Linked DNA regions of Mus musculus: region 2 is linked to region 1. The links are chromatin contacts, found by Hi-C or POLR2A ChIA-PET in ENCODE. All regions are on one chromosome and are shown on one strand. The core of a region is the stretch at or near the end of the contact, and the rest is flanking DNA. Distances in the headings are between cores, read along the strand shown. Region 1 has its middle 34 kb from the start of Camsap2. Region 2 holds the start of Ddx59 (DEAD box helicase 59).

Evidence for each region. Hi-C counts contacts between places; a loop is a spot of excess contacts on that map. ChIA-PET counts read pairs that join two places held with the same protein, here RNA polymerase II (POLR2A).
Region 2: a loop to region 1 is called in a map of heart, with 3 times the contacts of the local background. The contact joins the promoter of Ddx59 here to the enhancer-like site in region 1. A Hi-C loop is called at or near these places in 4 of 37 maps with a recorded cell type or tissue (gastrocnemius and heart). POLR2A ChIA-PET finds 5 or more read pairs at or near these places in 3 of 5 experiments (all embryonic stem cell).

Annotation. Positions count from the first base shown.
Region 1 is chr1:136,377,654-136,383,081 of GRCm38, forward strand. No RefSeq gene overlaps it. Among named protein-coding and RNA genes, the nearest start is that of Camsap2, 34 kb to the left of the region's middle. Within about 2 kb of position 4,117, at least 1 of the 3 ENCODE cell types and tissues checked has a DNase peak (open chromatin) inside an H3K27ac peak, as active enhancers do; it is gastrocnemius, where a contact is called at or near this core.
Region 2 is chr1:136,412,565-136,417,876 of GRCm38, forward strand. It overlaps Ddx59 (DEAD box helicase 59), which reads left to right and starts at 2,707. Exons shown (of 8, transcript NM_026500.3): 1 at 2,707-2,859; 2 at 4,018-4,832. The coding sequence starts at 4,029. 9230116N13Rik (RIKEN cDNA 9230116N13 gene) reads right to left here and starts at 2,955. Exons shown (of 3, transcript NR_024328.1): 1 at 2,285-2,955; 2 at 600-1,113; 3 at 1-263.

The sequences.
Region 1 (5,428 bases), core at 2,867-5,366:
CAGTCTACCATTGCGTTCTGCCTGCCACCGGGCCACAGCAGTGAACTAGGCAACCTCACAAAAACCACGGACTCTTCCCTCCGTGCTTTCTCAAGTATTCTGTGACAGAAATGGAGAGGGAACTAAAGGAGCCCCTGACTTCAAGTTCCTGTGCGTCGTGTTTCCACTGCCACAGGTCCTGCAGTTAGCTGCTAAAGCAGATCCAATAGACCGAAGGGTGGAATAAAATTAGGACGAAATAACAAGAACCACTCTATTCCAGACCCAGTCCCTCTGTCATTAGTGTGGGTTCTTTAAATCTGGGATAACTTTGGGGGGATGCAATGCCTGTATGAAAAGCACACCATAGGTGTCAGAAAATGTGAAGTGTGATAGTTTAAAAAAAAAAGAGCAAGAGTTTCTTTTTTTACTTTATTTTATTTTATTTTTTTAGGAGTTTATAAAAGTAGGTAAGAAAGTATAGATAAAAATAGTTAGAAATATATTTAATTCATCTGAAGATTGCCTTCTGTGGTGGTTTGAATAGGTCTGGTCATGGGAAGTCCTACTATTAGGAGGTGTGGCTTTGTTGGAGGAAGTGCATCACTATGGGGGTGGACTTTGAGGTCCTATGTTGAAGCTCCTCCCAGTGCAGACCCAAGTTTCCTCCTCCCTGCCTTTGGATCAAGATGTAGCACTCTCAGGTCTTCCAATACCTCATCTGCCTTCACGTTGTCATGCTTTCCACCGTGATGATAAGGGACTGAACCTCTGAAACTGTAAACCAGCCACAATGGAATGTTTTCCTTTGTAAGAGTTGCTTTGGTCATGGTGTCTCTTCACAGCAGTAAAACCCTAACTAAGACACACCCTCCCATTTAGATTTCTATCGCCCTCTTTAACAGACCCCACCAGTAATCCTCACTCATGTGGGTGGTTACTGGAGCCCAGCTTGGCCGATATTGTTGACTGCTCAGAATCACGTGCTTGATTAGAGCTTGCTACCTCTCCTGACTACATCTCGTGAACTCTGATATCCCATGCAGCCTGCCAAGGTCTTCAGGAGAGACCCAACTCAAGGCAGGAAAGCTCAAAAGAGATGCAACACCCTCATTTTTCTTTTCATTGAGTATTTTGGCCATAGTCTCAAAAAATCCCAAATCGGAATACTCTCTAGGGTAAACTTTTCTTCTCATTAAAGAATAATCTATGAAGCAAAAGAATCTGCAAAGACACAAACAGTAAATACTATTTAGTCATAAACCTAACAGGTTAGCATCATAGAAGAGAACAGGGGTGACACTGTGTAAGAAAATCCAGGACCTCTTATCCCACTGGGCTCCTGATCTGTTAGAGTCAAAGCATGTAAAGAACAATAGTGTCCTCTAAACCCTTGGTGTCTCTGTCCACAATGAATGCAATATTACACTAAAAGCAAGCAAGAAGAAGCATAGCCAGTACAATATCCAACTGCATTGTCCCCCTTGTGGGAGAACAGTTACACTTGGGCTACCTTGCCCTATTTTTAAGCAACCGAGGGAAAGTGGGGGCCTGGTTGATGAATCTGCAGAATCAGCGAACCCAGTCAGATGCGGACAGGTGAGTTAGGTAATTTAACTGCTGGGTTGGCTTTGCTGGGTTATTTAGGGAATTAGCATGGTGAATAAAACCCACCAGATGATCTCATCTTCCCTCCTCACATATTCATCTCCAGATGAAATAGGACACTTGGCTTTCCTTGAAAACAGATGTCGGTCTTGTTACTTCAACTACCTGAGGCTGATGGAGGGCCCAGTGGGCTTCTCCTTGGGACTAGCTGAGAGTCGGGAAACAGAAAATAGGTTGTCATCATTTCTTTAACCTTTGGAGAGTGAGCGATGAGGTAAGATTTTTCTCACGTTACCCAAATCCTTGAAATGAATTACAATCGATACGTGGCCCGGCTATTCTATTCCTACAGGACTGAAATCTTCATTTCTAAACTGAAAAGAGGATAAAAGTGACAGTCCTTTGAGAAGCCTCTTAGATGAGTTATTTCCGTATCTCCCCAGAAATGATCCTGCAGAGCGCTAATTATACATAATCAGATTTACAGAGAAATATAATTAACGTCATCTTGTTTGGCTCTGCTAATATAATTAGTGATTGTGCAGAGGAAAACATACCGTTGCTCCCGTTTTTTAAAAAAATAGAGAAAGTGGCACAGACCCCTTTTAGAAACCTGGTCCATAGAACGTGGTCCAGCGGCCAGCTCGGGGCTCATTCCCAGGTCATCCAGAAGACAACTTATGGGCAATCAGCACTGAGAGGGGCCACAGGAAGTGAGGTATTGATACGGAGAAAAGAGCAAAGCCAGAATCATCAGCAACATAAACACCCACAGCAAACACTTACCCAGAATCCACCACTGGCAACAGGATGAGGAGAGCGGTGAAAAGCTAACCGTGTTGTCCTTAGGGAGCCCATGCTGAGTTACAGGCCAAGGCGTGAAGGTGAGGACCAACACAACAGACAAAGGCGACGTGCGGTGGAGACATTCTTCAAGTGACAATTGGATTGTGGCTGAAAGGTAGTTGTGGGGTAGAACAAATTGTCACATTGCCAGTCAGTCAGCAATATGATATGCGAAGAAAGCAGTATTTTTTATTATTATTTTGTTTTATGAATCCCAGCCAGCTAGCCAAGCTTTGTGAAGGATGTGGGGTTTAGACAGAGCAGGGCCCAGGAAGGCAGCCAGCAGTGCTTTCTTTCCAATAGGAGGAAATGTCACCAACACTGGGACTCACGTGTACTGTTTGGTTGGAATGGAGGGGAAAGTATTAAATAAAGTTGAAGAGTGTCTCAGGTCCAGGTGGTCAAGGACAGTTCGTGCTGGTCAAGGCAAAAGATAGTGTAGGTATAACTCCACCATTGGAGGGGCCGACACCTGAAGGGTTAGGAAGCAATTCTATTGACCACTGCCTATCAAGCATGCTCTAAATAAGATTACTACTCTCTGCTTCTTAAATTACTCTTATTGAGCAAGATCTGTAGTTCTCAGAACAATTTTAGGGTGTTCGCCTAGATCCAAGTTAAATCGGAGGATCCTTCTTCCAATGTAAACTGCTCTCAAAAGTGAGACCTATGAGTTTGGAACCAGCACTGGGTAAGAGGTCTGCTCCACCCCACCCCCAACCCATGCCACTTGTCATTCATTGCCTCCTTAGGGTTGGGGACAAGGTGGTGAGGGACGGAGGCAAAGGTCGTGGCTGTAGTTTTCTTTGGTAGCCAGTGCTTGGCAGGCATTCGAATGCTTCTGCTTCACACCGCATAGAAGACTTGCTAACCCCTTCCGTGTTCCACATAATACTGTCCCTGGCCTCTTCGACTCAGTCCTCAGATGTGTCACCCATGGCTGAGGGACTCTCCTCACCTATGCAAATGGCTCTTGGGGTGCAGGATTTCAAGGCAGACTCTTGTAGTGGCTCACCACTGTGTCTATGGAGTTCATACAGGACACTGTGTTGTTGGATGGAAAGGCTAGCAGTTCCCACTGAACCCTCTTCCTCCATGGCTAGCTAAGATCCCTGCGCTGAGGGAGGGAGGCTCTAAGCCTCTACTTTCATCTCCTGGGATCCAGTTTCCTGGAAACATTTTCTGCCCCAAGTGCTTATGTGGTCCATTGTGGTAGTGGGGCATCCAGCTTCCAGCTGGAAAATAAGATAGCAGCCCTCCCTTCTTGTAGTCAGAGCCAACGTCTAAATCAGGTCACTTGGTCCCCTTCCAAAAGAGGCAGCCTTTGATTCGGTGTGATAGAAAACATAAGGCTTCCTGCTCACAACAATTCTCTGGCTACCAAGAATCTTATTGTGGAATCTCTTCTTCCGGAAGCTGGAAATGGTGATAGCACCGATCACTCTCAGTGCCACCACGGCTGTTTCTAGGTCTTCCTTTTGGGCATAGGGGGCATTTGTTACCTATTGTCCACAGCTTTGAGGCTTAAGCTCAGGTTTTGAGGGGGAAAACACCTCCCATTCTACATCCTGTGATGAGGCTACAGGCATCTGTGGAAGGGAAGGAAGACAGGCTAGGGAGCGGGCAGATCTCTGCCGTGGATCTGGGGCCCTGGTGCTTTCCCATAGGCCTTTGCAGCGTGTCTTGAATACAGCTTTGGCTTGCTGCCTGGTTCTCTGGCTTCCTGAACTGAGTTGAGTCTTGGTCTTAGGCCTGAAAGGCTGTGGTTTTGCCTGTTGTGAACAGCATCTTTCCAATCGTATTGAGTCGAGTCAGCCTTTCTCTGAACTCTGCCTTAGGGATCACTGACATGTTTTCTTTTCTATCACTTGCTATATAATATTTTCCCAAGAAGTTTCAATGTACATCTCTTCGCCCAAATTTGGATGCTGCTACATTCTTTTCTAATGTCCATTCTTTTAAGCCCATCACACCTAGGTGCTATCCTCAGAATCAGTGTGTGGCACGTGCTCTCTGTGCAGCTAGGATGCACACCTGTACCACAGTGCAGAAAGGGATGGGCTGACTTTCTCTCAGAGGCTCCACATTCGACTTTTAAAGATGGCATGGTAATAATCCAGGCTTCCATTAATAACTGAAATAACACAGCACAAGTATATGGAAAGACAAGGCCAAGACTGCCTCTCCATGCTGCCTCCCCATGCTGCCTCTCCATGCTGTCTCTCCATGCTGCCTCCCCATGCTGTCTCTCCATGCTGCCTCCCCATGCTGCCTCTCCATGCTGCCTCTCCATGCTGCCTCTCCATGCTGCCTCCCCATGCTGCCTCTCCATGCTGCCTCTCCATGCTGCCTCAGTGTCTTTCCATTTTAGCTCCCATGTCTTGTTAAATACTCAAATACACATTCAGATGCGTTGGAGATGTGTTTGTTGGTCATCACAGGCATATATAATCATACTTCATATAGGCTTCTGAAGATTCCATACTGTGTGGCAATATTTCTTCTTTTTCTAATACTTTCTAACACTCTCCCTTCTCCTCTCTCCCTACCTTTCCCCTTCTTTCTTTTCTTGACAGGGTCTCTCTTGTTGCCCAGCATGAAACTTGCAATGCTCCTGCCTCAGCCTGCTGCATGCTGGAATGCTGGAGTGCTGGAGTGCCACATACCACTTCCAGCGTTCTTACAGGTGTTCCTGTTCAAATATGTACAGCCTAACTTAGTTTTTCACCTGTCAGAGCATCATAAGTACCTCTGAAAATAGTAAAAGTGGATCTATAATGTCTTTAACTTCTTCTTTGTAACAATAAGAGAGGGTCTTATTGTTAGCCCAGGCTGGCTTTGAACTCATTATAAGTCTTCTATCTCAACGTCCCAAATGTTGGAATTTCAGACATGAGCCAGCATGCCTGGTTCTAATAACTCTTTATGTTTTCTCCATGTCTTTGTTTCTCTCATACATAGACACACATGCATACACGCACACACAGAATTTCCC
Region 2 (5,312 bases), core at 1,457-3,956, 34 kb after region 1:
AACATGGATGCTTCATTCGTCAAAACTTTTCAGAGTCTGATTCTTTTCAAAGTCAACTTTAAAACTGAAAACATAGGGGCTGGAGAAGATGTTTCAGTGATTAAGAACACTGGCTCCTCTTCAAGGCCCACGTTCCATTCCCAGCACCCACATGGTAGCTCACAACCTTCTGTAACTCCAGTTGTAGGGGTTCTAACATCCTCTTCTGGCCTCTGTGGGCACTGTATACATATGGTTTACAGACATACACGCAAATAAAATACCTATAAACAAAACATAAAATAAGAATTATTATTTTTATTGAAAATAATTTTTCATACCATATACTGTGATCTTGGTCTCCCCTCTCTCAGATCCTCCCAGATCCTTCCCAACTCCCCACCCACCAACCATATCCCTTTCTTTCTCTCTTTCTTTTCAGAAACAAATAGGCAAACAAACCAGAATTTTTAAAAAAGAAAGAAAAAAGGGAACACAGACACACAAAACCCAAAACCTATAATAACACAAAACTAGAAACTGTAATATATAAGCAAAAGACTAGTTAGACATAAAATGCAGAAACAAAGTAATATGAGACAAAATGTCTACAAAAATACCATTGATCTGGTCATCCACTGCTGGGCATGGGATGGCTGTTAAGGGTGGCTGGCTTGTACACCCTGTGAGACTCCAGTGGAGAAAGTTATTTTTTTCTTTGCAAGCAGGTATCAGTTGGAGACAGCTTCTTAGGAATAGGAGCTCATGTCTTCTTGCTTCTCTGTTCTAGGACTCCATCTGTCTTGAACCTATTCAGGCCCTGAGCATCCTATTTCTAGGAGTTCATATATGTGTGTCAGTGCTGTTGTGTCTGGAAGACACTGTTTTCCTAGGGTCATCTCTGGTTCTTACAATCTTTCTGTCTCTTCTCCCTGGCTCTCTGAACCCTGAGAAGAGGGGTTTGATGGAGATTGAGTCTCTGTCTCTGTCTCGCTCTCTCTGGAGAAAACTTTATCTGATGATGGCAGAATGAGGCACTGATCTATGTGGAATGCACAACATAGCAGGAACAAGAGATGCTGCCTCACCGAGGCAGAGAGAACTGGCTTCCCAACGTTGTGCTCTGACCTTCATCTGCAAGTAACAAATACAATTTTAAAAAATTTTAGAGAGAAAGTCAAAGCTGAACACCTCTAAATCCTCTGACCTTACAGTGCACCTCCGAGGGACAAAGGGGATTCTCTATTGGAGGCAACGACAGTGATCTGGGGGCCTTGTTTACAATTACCAGGGGTGTGGCCTGGCTTTGTAGGGGCAGGAGTTTATATGATTGGAAGAGACTTAAATAAAAAGATACAATCTGGCCATGTGGCACATGCCAGTTAACTCCAGCACTTGGAAGGTGGAAGCGGAAGATCAGAAGTTCAGGGCCATACTCTGGTACATAATGAGTCTAACGCCAGACATGAGACCCTTTCTTAGAAGACCAAAATAAGAAAAAATAATAAAGTTATGAATATACATTAAGTTCAAAAGTATTTATTTATATTGGGAATAGGCAAATTACATGTCAGCAAACTCAGGTAAGAGTGCAAGTTTATAACCTTCAAACTCAGAAAAATGCACACATTTACTGTATGTCCTATAGACAAAGGATGTAACGTGATCCCATATTCACATGTGTTATGAAACTAAGTACAGTCTTGACAGGAACAGTATCCCATTTATCTGACCAGTAAAGTTAATTTCTATAGTACATTTCAGTGAATCATAGAAAAAAAAGTTAATAGAGGAAATACTGGGGCTGGAGAGGTGGCTCAGCGGTTAGGAGCACTGACTGCTCTTCCAGAGGTCCTGAGTCCAAATCCCAGCAACCACATGGTGTCTCACAACCATCTGTAATGAGATCTGACGCCCTCTTCTGGTGTGTCTGAAGACTGCTACAGTGCACTCATATAAATAAAATAAATCTTTTTTTTAAAGCAAATACTGGAAGGCTACACATACATAAATATATATGGTATGCATTATTTTTATAACGCTCAAAAGGTAAACAAAACATTGTCAGCCAAATGTATCTACCAAAAATGGCAAGCTGAACACACACCCACACACCATAACGAAGCAAGTAGAATCCGATACAGAAATGCTTTAGCGTTTATTAATTTACTAATGCCAACATAAAAGTCAGAGTTTTGTTTTATTAGTATTTTCACACTTAACGTAGCTGGTAAATTAATTTTGTATGCATCAAATATTGGGTCGAAATGTATCTTTCAAAAAAAAATAACACCCAAAACCTCACCTCTATTTCCCTGCTTCTCCTGTCCAACTTCCTCCCCACCCCAACAGAAGTGCAAGTCCTGGGACCTGTCAGGCTGTTCCAGAAGTTGGCAAAGTGAAGGCCACCCGTTGGAACTAGGGAGACTTTGAAGGTTGGTTTTAGTTTTGGTTTACACAGCGCGGGGCGGAGTGCTGCATCTATGAATATTTGGCATATTAACTACGCCATATCAAGTTGCTCGGATTCTCGAGTTATTCTCAGTATCTGACAGGAGGTTTTCCTGGCCCACTCAAACTTCCCACTTTCTAAGCGTGGAGGGCCCCGCCCTTCCTGGCAATCCTTTCTCACCAGCCTACTCCATGCTAGAGCCTTCCAAAAGGATTCCCACATCTGCCCGCTACCCTGTGCACCGCCCTCCGCAGCGCGTCACCGCGAGGGCGTGGCCAGATGAAGCTCCGCCTCCCGCTGTGCGCAGGCGCGGGGCCCTCAAACCCTGGCTGGGATTGCGGAGCTTCCCGGCTACTCGGCCGGAAACTCGGCCCTGCGCCTGGACCGGAGCGGCCCGAGCGGGAACGGACGCGGCCCGGTCCGCGCGGGTGAGCGTGCGCCGCCCTGGCAGCTCGGGCCTCGGGCCTCCGGCTCCCGCTCCTGTGCTCCGGCGTAACCTGCGTGCTGGACGGCGGCTGCGGACTAAGTCACGCCGCTCGCCGGGGTCCTCGTGACGTGCGCGTGCCTGGAGCGCGGGCCCGCGGGCGGGTGGGGAGGGCGGGAATGCGCGGGATGCGGGCGTTGCCTGGAGCCGGAGGAGGAGGTTGTCGGCTCTGCCGCCCCGAGCGCCCCACCCATTCCCGCTCCTCAGAAGCTTCAGGCGGTTTGGGTGCCATGTTTTTTGTTGGTTTTTTTTTTTTTTAATAGAAAATGGGTACTAGCGATTTCTTAAGTTTTGTTTTGTTTTTGAGAAAATTAAGTTTATTTCATGGTCCCAAAATGTTAAACATTCTTTCCCCAATCACTAATTTGTTCTCCAGAGCAGGAATACTTGGTTTCTAACACTTAGGAATTGTTATTTGAATAAATAAACTTAATTCCTAGGTGGCTGGAGTTTTCATCTGCTTCTGTGTGTGTGTATATATCAGTGTTTTTCTTTGGAATGTGGAACTCAGACTCTCACTTGCTAGCAAAGCACTCTACCACTGAAGTACATTCCCAATCATTCAATATACATGTATCGATTATGCTACCTGATATGTATATCATGTAAATATATACATATATGAACTTAGGGTTGCAGTGACCTACTTTCCCAGGTTGTGAAGATTAGCAAAAAACGACGGAGAATGAGCACTCTTATGTATATAAATATAATTGCATTTTCCCCTTTTGAACTGTTGTTTTGATTTTTTTAAGATTCTTAATTGTGAAGTATCTTCTTGTGTGAAAATGCAATTGAAGGATATGCTGTAGAATTTCTATAATACCTGCTCCATAATAGTACAAGTGATGGGTCAACAGAAACAGGTGGCGTGCACAGCAAGGTTGTGGGGAACCGTAGGCAGTGTTTCATAGGGCAGTGTCTGAGGAAAAAGACTGTATCCCTTCCCCCAGAGGAAATTGATAAGTGGAAGTTGGCTTAAGTAGGGACATGACGGCTTCACTATTGCCCTGAGTAAAATTCTCTGACACAACATCGTATGGGCTAACATGGGAGCTTAATTGAGGGTAAAATATATCTCATGGTGCAATTTCCTCAACAGAATGTTGAAGAATGTTTGTTCCAAGATCTTTGAAAATCAAGAGGAGTTCTAATGATGACCTCAAAAGCGGTGAAGCTAAAAAAAGCAAGCCAGAAGCAGGAGGCCTTCAGGTGGAGGGAGACAGAGATACTCCGGTCCACACATCAGTCACTGAGGAAGCTGTCACAGCAGACAAGCCCGGCCATGCATCAAGCACCAACAGTCCTTCTTGCCAGTTGGCTGAGGTTTCTTCCACAGGACCTGATGAGGGTGTGAAGGACAGCCACCCATCTGAAGAGCCTGTAAAGTCGTTTTCTAAAACCCAGCGGTGGCCAGAGCCTGGGGAGCCTGTATGTGTCGTCTGCGGTCGTTATGGAGAGTATATCTGTGACAAGACGGACGAAGACGTGTGTAGCTTGGAGTGCAAAGCGAAGCATCTGCTACAAGTTAAGGAAGGGGAAGGATCATTAAGACCCAGCAGCCCACAGAGAGTGGCTGCCGAGCCAGAGTCCCCACTGGATGCCTTTTATGTCTACAAAGAGCACCCCTTTATTGTGACCCTCAAGGAGGACCAGATTGAAACCCTTAAACAGCAGCTAGGAATCTCAGTTCAAGGACAAGACGTTGCCAGGCCCATTATCGACTTCGAGCACTGTGGCTTCCCTGAGACCTTAAATCAGAACTTGAAGAAATCAGGCTACGAAGTGCCAACCCCCATCCAGATGCAGATGATTCCTGTGGGGCTCCTGGGAAGGGACATTCTGGCCAGCGCTGACACTGGCTCAGGGAAAACAGCTGCTTTTCTCCTGCCTGTTATTATCCGAGCTTTCTCTGAGGTAATTTACCAATCTGACATGTCTTCCTCTCTGAAACAGACGCGGGATTTACCGAGTTTCATTGTGTGTAACTGATAAACTTGCACGCTGCTGCTTAGCATTTGCGAATTAAGTCACCAAGGTGCCGGTGACTTTGCTTTGTTTCGTGTGTGAAAACATCACTTCAAAGAATATTCCTTTTATTGCTGAACCAAAGATCTCTCTTCCTGGCAGGTCTAAAAATTAATTTCCTTACAAGACATTTTATTTTTAGCAGCTTTTCTATAAAAGAACAAAGTTTTGATCTGCAGGCAAAACCCTGCTTACCAGATGGATGAGCCGTAGCTTATGTCAGCTAAGCCTCTCGGGGTTTGGAGGAACGGGCATAGCATATTAAAGTTATAATGCAGTTGCAGCATGTCACGGTATATTCTTTTTTTTAAAGTATTGATTTAGTTATTTAGTTATATGAGTTGAATGCTCTATTTGCATGTATGCCTG